2 separate regions of the Homo sapiens genome follow, and region 2 is linked to region 1. Evidence: read pairs that join two places in POLR2A ChIA-PET (ENCODE). Cell type or tissue: PC-3. All regions are shown on one strand. Links, peaks and the distances in the headings refer to the core of each region. The heading gives the core; the rest is flanking DNA.

The links. Peaks named below come from ENCODE experiments on the same cell type or tissue, not always from the same donor. Only the 100,000 strongest peaks of a DNase experiment are listed, where the experiment ranks them.
Region 2: POLR2A ChIA-PET joins it to region 1 with 11 read pairs; 5 of 35 experiments call an interaction of 5 or more read pairs at or near these places.

What each region holds. Positions count from the first base shown.
Region 1 is chr14:60,289,911-60,297,035 of GRCh38, reverse strand. It overlaps PPM1A (protein phosphatase, Mg2+/Mn2+ dependent 1A), which reads right to left. Exons shown (of 6, transcript NM_021003.5): 4 at 7,122-7,125; 5 at 5,582-5,639; 6 at 1-4,583. The coding sequence ends at 4,554. Among named protein-coding and RNA genes, the nearest start is that of LINC02322, 30 kb to the left of the region's middle. In PC-3, for the core only: no CTCF peak of the experiment used is centred there; no DNase peak of the experiment used is centred there.
Region 2 is chr14:60,171,721-60,178,845 of GRCh38, reverse strand. No RefSeq gene overlaps it. Among named protein-coding and RNA genes, the nearest start is that of DHRS7, 9.9 kb to the right of the region's middle. In PC-3, for the core only: no CTCF peak of the experiment used is centred there; a DNase peak (open chromatin) is centred at 3,385; H3K4me3 peaks cover 297 bases; H3K27ac peaks cover 2,032 bases.

The DNA.
Region 1 (7,125 bases), core at 2,776-5,275:
CTTAATCTTTTTTCTCCATCTCATAAAAATATAAGTTGTCAACTGTAATTTCAATACCATCTAAGTTTTTCTAATTAGCACTCCTACCTGCTAGTAATATAAATAGGAAAACAGTGAGAGCAGAAGCCACTATCTTAACATACAGAACAATCGAAAGGGAAAGAATCTGTGAACAAAATTAGAAAACGTTCATTTGACAATGAATTGGAACCAATGCCTCTCATCATTTCTATTGAGCATTTTGACTATCAGTAATAACAAACATTTAACTGAGACTTATTATTCTGATCAACAAAACAATACAGTATTATACATTTTGAAAATGTATTCTTAAATATTTCAAGCATATTCCAAGGAAATATACAATTTAAAACATATACAAACCAAAACACATGGCACATAATTGAAGGAAGTAAGAGCAAATTAGGCTTCTAAAATTTTGAACTCTAAAGAAGGCTTCCTAATGCCTAAAAGAAAAACTAGAAGACTAGATACTCAAAAAATGGTAATCTCACCAGCAGTTTCTGTGAGCAAAAGTATATAAAACTCTTTAAGGTCCCTTAGAAGAAAAACCTCAAATGAGAAACAATTATATACTAAGATATTTACACATCTTTTCTAATACCAAATCCTAATACAATACTGTACAAACAGCTGAGTTTGAACTAAAAGTATATACCATGAAATTCAAAATTAAAACAAAACGAAAAATGGAGAAAAAAAGCAGTACCCAATTTCATCAGTTCTTTCAGAAATCACAAGTTGAACTCCAAATGAGTTTGTCCAGTAAAGATGGGCAGTGAAATTATTTTAAAATATTAAAACACATAGTAATAATTTGGCTAAAATTTGATATTAACACTGGCAGTGTGTTACAAAAACACAGAGTTCTACTTAAGATAAATTTAGCTAGAGATATTTACATTTTTAAATGCCTTAAACTCAAACCCCACCTACATTTCCATGGCTGGATAATTTTCAGAAATCTACTACCTATTCCTCTGAGTTACTGCTGTCAGCAGGAAGAATAAAGGCCGTTGGATAAATGCAATCAAGGATACTGAATGGGCTTAAGCCTCTTCAGTCCAATTTTATTCTTATGCTAAGCAAAATTTTCTTCTGAATTACTCTTTAACTTTAGAGAGAAGAAAATAAACTGGAGAACAGTTTTCAGGTGAGTAAAGGAAGTATAAACAAGGTCTTTAGGGCAGGGGCCTGCCTTGATCAGCTAAGTACCTGGTAGATAGCAGGTGGGCAATAGATATATATATATATTTTTTGATGAGTGATCCAGTTATAATACTAACATACACTAGATTATAAATTGTCCAGATGTAAACTTGAAGCCAAGGATCTACTCATTTCTTTACAGTCCCAATGTGCTTAGCCTAGAACAGTGTTTTACCAATAATACTCGAAACATTTTGTAAAAAAACTGAGTTATTAGCTGGGTTAATATATAGTCCTATGAATGATCACTAAAAGTACTGCTGTAATTCAGATTACTTGAATTACATAACTAATTTATTACTTAATCCAAATTTCTTAATGTTGAGATTAGTATAAAAAATTAAGTGGCTAGAGCAGTTGCATTAAGTACTCTAGAAGCAAGTTAATGCACTATAAAGTAAAAATATGTTTGAGATACTTCCAAAGCTGAATTAAGTTATCACTTTGATTTTTTAAAGTATATGCTAATATTGAGAACTGCTTCTATTGTCTATAAAAGTATATTCCCAAGAAAGTGGAAATTAGGAGATTCTACCCTGTTAATGAAAGAAAGATCAGTGAAATTTTTTAATGTTAGGGTAAAACAGAGCCTGCTATACAAAATGTTATTTCCTATTCATAGCAGCAAATAAGACATTTAAATGATAAAAGTATATTTTGAGTACTATATTATCATCACATAAGAACTTTTTCCCTCCAAAGAACAGAACACATCAAACATTTTTGAGGCATTGCCCTGAGATGCTAATTAGCACAAAAAAAGGGGATGGGGGTGAAGAATTTAAGTGGTACAAGAATGAAGTGCACAATAGAGGTGCAAAAGTGCCTTTAAAAAGTATGGTTGGTTTCCCCCCACTATTACCTCCAGGAATCAGGAACACACACAGTCTGCTGTTATAATGTATACTTCCTTCCTGTATTTTTATAGTAAAAAAATTATTAGTATGGCAGTGCTGACTCATGTGGAAAAGATTTAGTCTTCTCACATCACTCAAATACGGTTCTCTCTCGTGTCCAAGCCTAATTTCAATACTAATAATTTTGACAGGAATATTTTAATTTTCTCTTGTTTAAAGACTCAAAAAAAAAAGGCTCTAAATATGCTGTTATGGTTTGAAATACAGCTTTCCATCACATACTCTACTTGTGACTTAAGTTTTGCATCTCAAAAGATTACACAGTCCAGTTCAAAGTTTTGCAATTTCTGGAACTAAAGTTGTCAGTCTACTTAAAATATTAAGGAACTGGTTTGTTATAATAGGGATTTAGCTTTCAGTACCAGTATGTCTGGTAATTAGTCTATACTAGAAGCACTGGTATTCATTAAATGCACATTTAGATGCTTGCAAAGCCATAACTTAGAACATTATCATACTTCGCACTCTACCACAGATTTAGACATTAAGTATTTATTGTAAGTATGGAATTGGTTCTGTAATTTCAACTGATATGAATTTCTAAATATAAATAGTACTTCAGTTTTTCCTCATTCATGCTGGAATAAGATATAAATTAAATACAATTAAGTTACATTTAATCACCTCACAAAATAAGAGGGATAATGAAAAGATTTTGCTGGTATTTAACTACTTAAATCTGAGACATTTCACATTACTTTCCCCACTACTCCCCTAACTTTACATTAATTTTAAGGCTATATATACAAATATGTATATTTCCAAGTTAGGGAAAAAACAAATATAACAAAATGGACTATACTGGTTTTTATACACAAAATTTTGATTTTGTATTCAATGTTGTATTTTAGTCTTACATTTCAACAGTTTTCTAGTGGGAATCTGCCTACTGAATGATTACATGGTGATAAATACAATATTCAACCTAAAGAGACAAAAATACAGAAGGGCACGGAACAGTAATCTTTTCAATGCGACAGATTTTAAAACTTACTTTCACATGCTTAATCAGAGGAATTTAAGCCTAAATTAAATTAGGTTATTTTTATATCTACAATTCCTTAAGCTTTGAAAGTTATTTGTAAAGGCCAACAGCTAAATATTATCAACATGCTATATTTCAAATCACAAATACATCTTAACCACTTGGATTCTAAAGACATGGGCCAATTAAAAATCACAGGCAAACACACACTCACAAACACACACACACACACCCCTACCATAGAGTGTTAGATTGTCAAACTTTGACAATAAATATTTTAATTAAACAGTAGGCAAATCCAAGCTGATACACATCTTAATGAAAAATAAGCAGCCTGAAAGAAACCTATTTAAAAAATAGATTAAGGTACAACCAAGAATTAAATCTTTTAGTCTTTCTAATGGAAGGAAAGTTTCATCTATGCCTTGAGTGACAGTGTTGTCCAATTAAAAGAGACTAACATCTTTCCCTATGAGAAACGTCTCATTACAACGGCACAGTGTTTTAAAAGGCCAGGGTAAAAGAGGAATTACACATACATGATTAAGTTTCTTGTTTGTTAAATCAAGCTTTATTGATAAAATGGAATTCAGAATATCTTACTAGGAACAGCAGCAGGCCCAGCCAATCATGATAGCAAAAATGTGGCAGTTTCCTACTATATGTAGGAAGCTGCTGCTTATCAATTAGTAATTAAATGTAAGGACTTGAAAAGAGGTGCAAAGAAACAAGGCATTTAGCCCCAAGATTGAGATTCTTATGAATACACTGTATTATTACCTGCAATACTCATGGAAACAACGAAGGAACATCCTGAAAGACAGTTAAATGAAGGGACTGGCTTTATCAACAATGCCAACTCCCCTACCAAGAACATTTAAGATAGTTTTCAATAACTCCTTGGATGTTCAGCTTTGTAAGATTTTGAGGTTATTTTCCATAATCATCTGCACATTTGAGCGTGTAGCTGACATGGCTGCTGCTCTCCCTGTTCCAACCCCAAGTCCAAACACAACATGACTTGAAAGGGCTATATATCTGTTGCATCACACAATAAGCCAAACATTTCTTGTAACTTTGATAGTGATTTAAAGCAGTTCATAATTAAATATGAGCATTTTGTACAAGGACAATTACACTTTACAAAAAAACAAAATCATACAACAAAAATTGCTGGAGTCTGATTTACAACACGAATTATGGTTTGAAATCACGCTTACATAAGTCTCAAATTTACAAAAAAAAAAAAAAAAATCAGTTCTGGGCTAGCTGTTGTACTGCTGAAGTTCTCTGATGTAATCATTCTCACCCATGTCATATCCCCTTCCTTAAAGTTGAGGATGGATGTTAAAAGTTTCAACAAAGTTGAGCTGTACTCTCCTTTGGAGGTGAAGGTAAACTCCATGGCTAGATGAGCAGTTTTACCACATATCATCTGTTGATGTAGAGTCCTTTGTAAAAGGAAGCAAAATAAGGAACAACGTTAAAATTTAGCGGTGCCAAAATACACCATACTTTCTGGATAATGGAGAAAGATAATGTTCTGTAAAGATGACTTTTAGAATATAAATGTTTTTTAAAGTATATAAGTATATATGTGTACATATGAAATAGCAATGTTTAATCTGTTCAAAGAATTGTTAATCCTTTGTTTTGTTTTGGAAAATATTTGAAATGCGGTTTTATGATGAGGCTGTCCAAATGTATTACTCAATCAATAAATCTACTAAAAAGAATTTTTTAATGAAATCCAATACAGTTTTAGAATACCACTTTTATAAACCTTTAATGCATCAGAAAAGATTAAGAACTCAATATGTGAGGAAGCTTCATAATGCAATACATAAAATATTTCAGAGCTGTGCCCACATGATCTTTAAGTTATCACTTTTCTATAAACATCATACAACAGAATTGCAACAGAACACTTAACTGGAGAGTATGGCATTCTAATGTCTATTTATGCAAACAATTCTCTAATATTTAAGTGAAGTATATACTTCAGGATTCCTGACAAAGGTATTTCCAACCATAAGAACTATTTAGTTGAGACAGACATTCCGAAGTTCTGCTGCAGCTGCTTACAAAACTCAGAATAAGACAATATTCTGAGTAGAGATAGTCCCAACTTCGGGAAAAAAAAAAAAAAAAAACCATGTAGTGGAGGCAAACCTTCTGAAGTTGATTGTTTGTAAAGACTTAAAAAATCTAGAATAATTCAAAAGGACTTTCTTCTTTTTTGAGAGAGGTGGCCACTCACCATGATTATGTCCTCAATCACTAGAACTGTGGTGCAGGCAGAGATCAGAGCAAGCAGAGTTCAGAGCAATCAATCAGGGGTGTGTGTAAGAGAATGGGTACAGTGAACAGCTCTGCAAAAACAGGTAGGAAGGATATGCATTTAGAGTGGAGGGGAAGGGAAAGCAGAGGGAGCTAAAATGCTACTTACAGTGTCGTCATTTTTGTAAGGATTCAGTCTATTGTAAACGGCTTCAATAACATTCCTCCTAAGTGTAAAAAAATGCAGAAAATTAATTCTTCAGAAAGCAAAACATTGCTTAGTAACTCATAGCCAGGTGTTTATTAAAATTTCTAAGATAATCTTATACTCAGATATTATTTTAGTTCTATTTCTTGCTGTCAATAGTGAGCCTCACTTTTAAGATATTTGGGCTCCTATGTTAAAGCAGAGGTGAGTCTACTCTAAAATGTGTTATAACACTCTACCAACCCAGTTAATAGAAGGCTAAAAATTACAGATTAAAAAAAAAGTCTATATAGTCTACTTCCATTTGAATTGGTTTAAATGGTTATGAGTCATCAATGGCAATGCCATTCTTAAGATATAATACTAACATAAGCTAGTTGAGTTGCATCGTAGTTTTGAAGTCTCAGATTATACTTTATATTTAAGCTTCTACTTTTCTTAATGCCCTTTTCAAAAGTTCTATTAAAACTGAAATGTCAAATAAGACATTTCCATGACAAGTCTAGGAATTAGTTTTGAGTAACACTTTATTAAAAATCTGTAGTATATTTATAAGTTATAGTCTCCCTACTTCCAAAATTGACTTGAAGCAATTTTATAGATCGTTTCATAGAAAGTCATATGGAAAAAAAAAGTTTCCAAAAAATAAAAGCTTCAAACAGGAGCTTTTACAATCACTATTTAGTGATTACAAAGAACATGGTCACACTTGCAAAACACAGTAGAGAATCGAGAAAATTAGTCAATAATATATCTTCACTGTAAGTACAAGAAGTCTTCACTTGTAGTTTTAGCACATTTACTCTATATCCAAATTCAAGCTAAAGGTATTTGCAAGTTTTATGTTTGTAAGTCAATTATATGGATATTTGAGGTAAAAATGTTTTAACCCTTGGAATTGCTTGAATTTTCCACTTTATTATGTAAAGGTGTAAGCTTAATATTTAACACAAAGTAGTCCAATTCTATGAACTAAAGTGGAAAGGGAAAAGACAAGAAATATATTCTATCTTCTTCCCTGACACCTAAAACCAACTAACCAGCAATCAACAACCAAAAATACTGGGAAAATCAGGCATAGAAACATGGTCCATATGAGGAAGGGGAATTTTCAGGGTGTTAAGTTACTCAGGGATTGACCAAATCAAATTATACTACTACTAACAACGACACTTAGAATTTTGTAAATTTTTATGTAGTGCTATGTAATTTAGTTTAAAAAGTTCTTTCAGTATATTATCTCGTTTATGCTCTATGAGGAAATCAATGCCAACCAAGCTTCCAATAAAGACAACCCTCACTGCAATTAGTTACAATGATACTGATACCTATGTCTAAACAAACTCTAGATATTCTAATACTAAAAAAAAATTGAAATCACAGGTTAAAACACAGATAACTGCATCAGTTCAGAAATTAGGCAAACAAACATTTTATCAATGAATACCTAACATTTTCATACACTGACATAAAGCATAAGAGTGTACAGAATGTAACTTACTTGC
Region 2 (7,125 bases), core at 1,828-4,327, 120 kb after region 1:
CATATACCAGCAGCAAGTAACTAGAAAACACAATTTAAAAGAACACAAAATTTGAAATAGCATGAAGTAATACGGAGTACAAAGGAACAAACACAGCCATGTGTTGCTTAATGATGAGAATACTTTCTGAGAAATGGGTTGTTAGGCGATTCTGTCATTATATCAACATCGTAGAGTGTACTTAAACAAACCTAGATGGTATAGCTTACTACACACCTAGGATAGATACTATACCCTAGGCTACAAACCTGTATAGCATGTTACTGTACTGAATACTGTAGGCAATTAAAACACAATGGTAAGTATTTGCATATCTAAACAAACCTAAATATACTCTTAATTCGGCAATTTTACTCTTAGGAATTCATCTCATAGAAATAACAGCATCAGTATATAAGGAACACAGATACACATGGATATAAACCATTGGTTGTAGTTATTTAATACAAAAAGGAAACAGTTTTAATGCCCATCAGTAATGGATATGATTGAATAATTGTGGTATATCTATTCAATGGAATAGTAGACAGTGATTAAAAAGAAAGTGTCAAATCTACTAAATCTATCTGGAGGGATGTTCATGATATTGGTAAACTGGAAAAGCAAGTCTCAGTGTGAAGTGTATAATACAATACTGTTTTTATAAGTTCAAGCAAAAAACCATAGGGATATTGCTGATATTTGATCATTTTTAAATGAAATGAAAATGGAAATTACATAAAATTAATTATAATATTTGGGAATGTTTATATGAGAAAGGGAATGTTGTAGGAAGGCTCATCCCAGGCTCTGAGCTATGGTTAGCCTACTGTGGTAGGTGAGAGTTCACACAGGGAAGGTCATCTACTTTTCCTTATGCCTTCCTGCATCATTTATTTACATGGATTGCAATAAACTTTTGCTATTTTTAATTTTAAAAAAATCTATTAATGTTAATTTATAAAAATGAAAAAGTTTTTTATTTGAAATCTAATTTTCATCATTTCAAAGCAAGTGTTTCATTATACTGGCAACTGACTTCTGAAAAGGTAAGTTTCAGAATGTAACATGCACTTCCTAATTTAATGCCTAATGGATAACTAAATGAATAAATGAGTTATAGCATTTTGATACCTCCCCCCCCCCCACATGCATACTTCACAGCATTATTTTAATCTAATCATTAAAGTAAAAGGCCCATTCACCAGAATGTAAGTTCCATGAGGGAAGGAATTTTTGTCTGTTCTATCCATTGTTGTATTTACAGCTCATAAGCTGTTATATAGTGAGTGCAATTGTTTTTAAATGAATAAATGAATGCTTTGGTAGGGAGTGAAAAGGAAGATGAAAATTCTCCAGTAGTTTGTGTGATTCTGTGAGATGGCAGACAGTGGTAATGATGGTTTTGTATCAACTTGGGTGAGATAAGGAAATTGGTACTTTTACAATATGGTACCAAATTTTCTGTACCTAATCAACAAAAGGCAACAATATTTTTCTTTTCCTATTTGAATTAGATTTCTCTTTAATTACTCATCACTGCTGATTAATATAATAGGTTACTGATACTCTAAAGAAATACAACACACCAACGGCTGCTCCCTTTGGCAAAGTTCAGGGGTTTTATTTGTTTGTTGGGGACAGGATGTTGCTCTGTCACTCAGGCTGGAGTGCAGTGGCCCCATCAAGGCTCACTGCAACCTTGATCTCCTGGGCTCAAGTGATCCTCCCACCTCAGCCTTCTGAGTAGCTGGGACTACAGTTGCATGTCATCACACCTGCCTAATTTTTTACTGTTTTGTAGAGACAGTGTCTCACCATGTTGCCCAGGCTGGTCTCTAACTCCTGGGTTCAAGTGATACTCCCACCTTGGCCTCCCAAAGTGTTGGGATTACATAGTGTGGACCACTATGTTCAGTGAAAGTTTAGGTTTCATTCCAAATATTTTGAGTAGGTAACTGACTTTTAGGCTTTTAAAAGAGAACTCTAGCTATTGAGTAGAAAATAGACATGGGGGAGGAGGAGCGGAGAGTGACAGTCGTGGGCCCAGTGAGGAGGCCATGGCAGTGATTAAGCGGAGAGGTGGTGTTAGCTTGGACCAGGATAATAAGAATGAATGGGGTAAGAAATGGCAGGATTTGGGATGTAGTCAACTAGAAGAGAAGCACATTTAGAGCTAGAAATAGTAACTGGCTTATTTGACTATTTCAATCTACAGGGGTATACATTTGAAACAGTTTCATTTTATTCTAATTACTATTAAATCTTCCTTTCTTGTCCCTTTACAGTATTTCTGACAGGTGGCACAGTTATCTGATCATGTTCAAGCATTATAATGCCTGATCTAGCCTATTCCAGTTTAAAACTTTATCTCAATTTTAATTTCATGTTCATCTCTTCTCTACCCCCTGTCCACACATGCTCACTCCCCATCTCCCATTGCTACACATGCAGGCCAATTTTGGAATGGCAGAGGGGAGATGAAAAGGGACAAGTCACTTTTTTTTTTCTTTTTGAGACAAAGTCTCACTTTGTCACCCAGGCTGGAGTGCAGTGGCATGATCATAATTCCCTGCAGCCTCTATCTCCTGGGCTGAAGCCAACCTCATGCCTCCCCAGTGTCTGGAACTACAGGCACACACCACCTCGCTGGGCTCATTTTTAATTTTTTTTGTAGAGACGGGGACTTGCCATGTTGCCCAGGCTGGTCTCAAACTCCTGGGCTCAAGCAATCCTCCCACCTTGGCTTCCCAAAGTGCTGGGATTGCAAGCGTGAACCGCCGCACCCGGCCTTCACTTTCATTTAAGTGGTTGTGCAATTGCAAACCTCTCCACTTTGTTGATGCCTTCTGTGCAGCGGACATCCCAGTTCTTGGGTCTTTTCAGTGGTCATATGGAGGCTCTCAGAACAATTCCAAGGAGACTTCCCTCTGCCTAGTTTTCTGCCAGGGGAGATCGGATTCCAATCCAATCTCTTCTAATCTCTCAGCTCCATCCCCATGGTCTTACTGTTGGGTTCCCTTTGACATGCTGCCAGTCCTCTGATGTGGTGACATAAGTCTTGTTACCTCCCATCACTTGGGCCTCAGGAAATTCTAGAGTCCTTGCCACACCCAGTAATGGTCTTATAGGCAGCCCCACTGTGGTCCCTCTGTCTGCTTTGCCATCTCACTTCTCACTTCTCTTTTCCCTGCTTAATTAAGTCTGCTGCCTGAGCAAAAGCTAACAGCTGTCTCCCTTCTCGCCAGTCTCCCTTCTTTCAGGTGTCCCAATTCCTGTGAGCTTCCCTGCGCTTGTCTTAGAGGAGGGAGCACTCACTTTCCCTTTGCATGAGGAAGGAGGAAAAAGCCATGGGCCTTCCCTGAGGCTGTTGACTCACTGCCTCATTTCCCACAACTCTCTCTGACATCTCCTTCCAGGACAGGTTAAAAATGGGAGAGGGAATCATTGGGGTCATGTTGAGGAGTGGCATGACAGGTTCTTTTCCTATGAATAAGCCCAAGGAGATGACTGGCTCTTTTTAGAATATGGATTGTGCAAGATGTATCTTTTTTCTCAGAGCTGGATTCTAGTGGCCAATTCTGAGGCCACAAGAAAATTTCCACTCAACATCCTATTAGGGATGATTCTGAGGTTTGGGGGCTGCACAAATAGAGTATCATTTACTAAGATGGGAGAACACTGCAGGTACGAACAGTTTAGAGGTAGGAATCATGAGTTCTGTTTTAGATATTTTAAGATTGAGATGAGGATTAGGCAACTAGTGAGGATGTGAGTTTGGACCTGACAGGAGAGGTCAGTGCCAGAAACACACTTTTGCAACTCATGAGAGTACAGAGAACACCAGCATATATGAATAGATGGAGGAGAAAAGGAAGGTCGAAGACTGTCCTGGGGTACTCCAAATTCAAAGGCTAGGAAAAGGAAAAGGAGAACCCAGCAATGGAGACTGAGAAGGAACCAGCACCTATGAGCTAATGAAGTAGCACCACTGTCTGGGGTACACACCTGGGGCTCGTTGTCTCACGCCAAGGAAATCAAGGACACCAACACAAGAAGTCAGTTTAGGAGCGGAGGTTTAAAAGGCAAAAGAAAGAGAAAGAACAGCTCTGCCTCTTGCGAGAGAGAGGGGCACCCAAATCAGACTTCCAGTCCACAGCTGAGTGCACCAGATTTTATAGACAGGCTTGAGGAGGCGGTGTCTGATTTACATAGGGCCCACAGATTGGTTGGACCAGATGTGACATTTACATAATATGTGGGGAAGCTGGCTGCCCCACCCTAATCTTACTATGCAAATGGGGTCTTCACCTGGCCATTGTCATGTTTTCTCCTCCTTACTGTACACGTGGTTTGTCAAAAAGAAGGGAAGATGGGGCCGTCATTCTGATCATGCCTAGTCCCAAGTCGCCTTTTCCTATTGACCCAACTGCTGGCATTCACCCATGCAGGCTTCCAGCTTTCTTGTCTCTGTCTGCAGCTTGATTTTACAGGCTACTCTGCGTTAGAAAAGAAAATGATTTGGGGACTGCTTTTCATTAAAAGGAAAACCTTACCCTATCTGCCTAAATAATTTCTTTTTAACTTCTATATCAGTAAGAGGGAAATCACTGGAAACCAAGTAAAAAAAAAGAGGGTTTGAAAAATAAGGAAATGACCAGCTGTGTCGAATGCTGTTGAGAGGTTGAGTAAGATGAAGACTGACCACTGATCATTTAATATATCAAGATGGGGATCACTGGTGACAATAAGAAGAGTGGTTTCAGTGGAATAGTAGGGACAAAAGCCTGACCGGCATAAGTAGAAGAGAGAATGAAGATGATGAAGTGGAAACACTGCACATAGATAACTATTGAATTTTGATTTAAAGGGGTGCAGAGAAAAATGAAACAATAACTGGAGAAGAATGTGGGGGATCAAAGAAATGTTTTTTCTTTAAGATGGAACATATTGTGCATGTTTTATGCTGATGCAAATTTACAGAGGAAAAAATTTATGATGGAGGAGAGAAAATAACATGAGTAAAATTGCAATTATAATTAAGGTCAAAATTATAATAAAGTCATAATTATGATGATCTTTATAAAATAAAAGTAAAAAGCACTATATTGTGTAGGACTCTTGGTTGCAAGTGACAGAAATTCAATTTAAACTAGTTGAAAAAAAACTAGTTGAGTTAAAAAAAGGAAAGAAGTTGTTGACACAAATATCAATGGGAAGAATACAGAATGGGTCATAGAACTAGGGGAGAAGCCTCAAAAACTAGGGATTTAACAGTGACCAAGCTCTCCTCATTCATCTTTCATGTCTGTTTCTGCTTTTCTTTGCATGTTGTTCTCATTCTATCATAGTTCAAATGTGCCTCTTCCACCTGGTCAGTGAGTTTGGTCACATTTTCCCAAAGCAACAGAAAATCTCCCCCAACAGCACTAGCCAGTGAGTCCTTGGAGGGATGCTGAGTGGTTGGCTGGGCTCATGTGTCCATCCCAGAACTCATCAGTTAGACTGGGGGAATGAGCATTCTTTGGCCAGGTGTTGGTCACATATGCAGCCACTGGCTGACTAGTGCTTACACACTTTTCTTCCCTTATTATTTTTTAAAGTGCCCCTTAATGACAAAATGCAACTCTTCTGTATATAATCCATGCATTGCTTCCCAAAGAAAGACAACCCAAAGTCACTGGCATTCACCTTCAAGTCTGGTACCTGTTGATGTATATTCCTTTGGTGCAGGTGTGGTCCAAATATATTTAAATATATTAAATAATACATGTAAAAACCTCCAACACACACAATATCCAATGTTAGAGGGAAAGACAACTACAATGAGACCTCCCACTGATCCATGGCATAGTCATGTCCTGCGCTGCAGGGACAGGAAGGCCTCACTCCTTGAGAGAAAATTGCCAGTCTGGTTATGGTAAGCTCTGCACACCAGAAGGAACAAAGGTAAGGGTTTGTCTTCCCTTCCCTGCACTGTTATTGGAGCCAGTGAGGGGTATGAGAACTGCCTCAGAGATTGTGCCATTTAGGCCCAAAGTTCTCTGACAACACAACTCCCTTACCAGGCAGTCCACTCTGTTTCCTGGGAACCCTGTGATTGGTGAGGAATCCTGATGAGGGAAAGGGTGCAGACCTGGCCTAGCTAAGGGGGTGTTTCCTGGAGACACAGGGGGAGACATTACACAGAGGGCACAGCCTGTCATGTGTGCTTTTCAGCAAAACTCCGTTAAAAAAAAACAAACTTTTTTTTTTTTTATTCCCTCAATCCACCTGCCCAAGGGCAACTGTCCAGGGCGTCCTCTTTGCTACATGCCAGGTAATGAATTTATCCACAAATTGTGCAAACAAGACGTATTGTTCCCTGGCTGCTTGTACTTTTGTCTCTCTCTTCACCCTTTTAAATAATGCTTTGCCTTTGTTCCTTGAATCTTCTCTTTCATGTATATAAGTAAGCTATCTACTTGCAATAACTAACTCTTTCTGAAGTATTATTTTTTGAGACAGGCTCTTGCTCTGTTTCCCAGGCTGGAGTGCAGTGGCACAATCATGGCTCACCACAGCCTCCTGGGCTCATGTGATCCTCCTGCCTCAGCCTCCAGAGTAGCTGGGACTACAGGTGTGTGCTACCATGCCTGGCTAATTTTTTTGATTTTTTTATAAAAATGAGATCTTGCTACGTTGTCCAGGCTGGTCTCAAACTTATGAGCTCAAGCAATCCTCCCACCTCTGCTTCCCAAAGTGCTGGGATTAGAGGTGTGAGCCACCACGCCCAACTTAAGTATTATTTTGACACTAGTGAAAACTTTAAAAAGTTCCCACACTCCTAGGAAAAATTTACAGCCAGGATACAAGATCAACCACCAGAAATGATTTTAAATCTACTTAATCCGTCAACAACTCACCTCTGCAAGCATGATTCTGGAAGCCAACCCAGCAGCGAAAACCCCTTGCTTGTGAAAGCAAACCACCTGGGAATGGACTGCTTCAATGAACACACCACTGAGTGCCAATCTACTAAAGTCTCACTCAAGTAACTACAGTTCTTCAGCTGACATCAACCTACTCTGCCAGTCACCAAACTCCATGCTTCTGCAGAGCTGTATTAAGATCAGTTCCCTGATCTGCTTAGAGAGACTGGGCCTG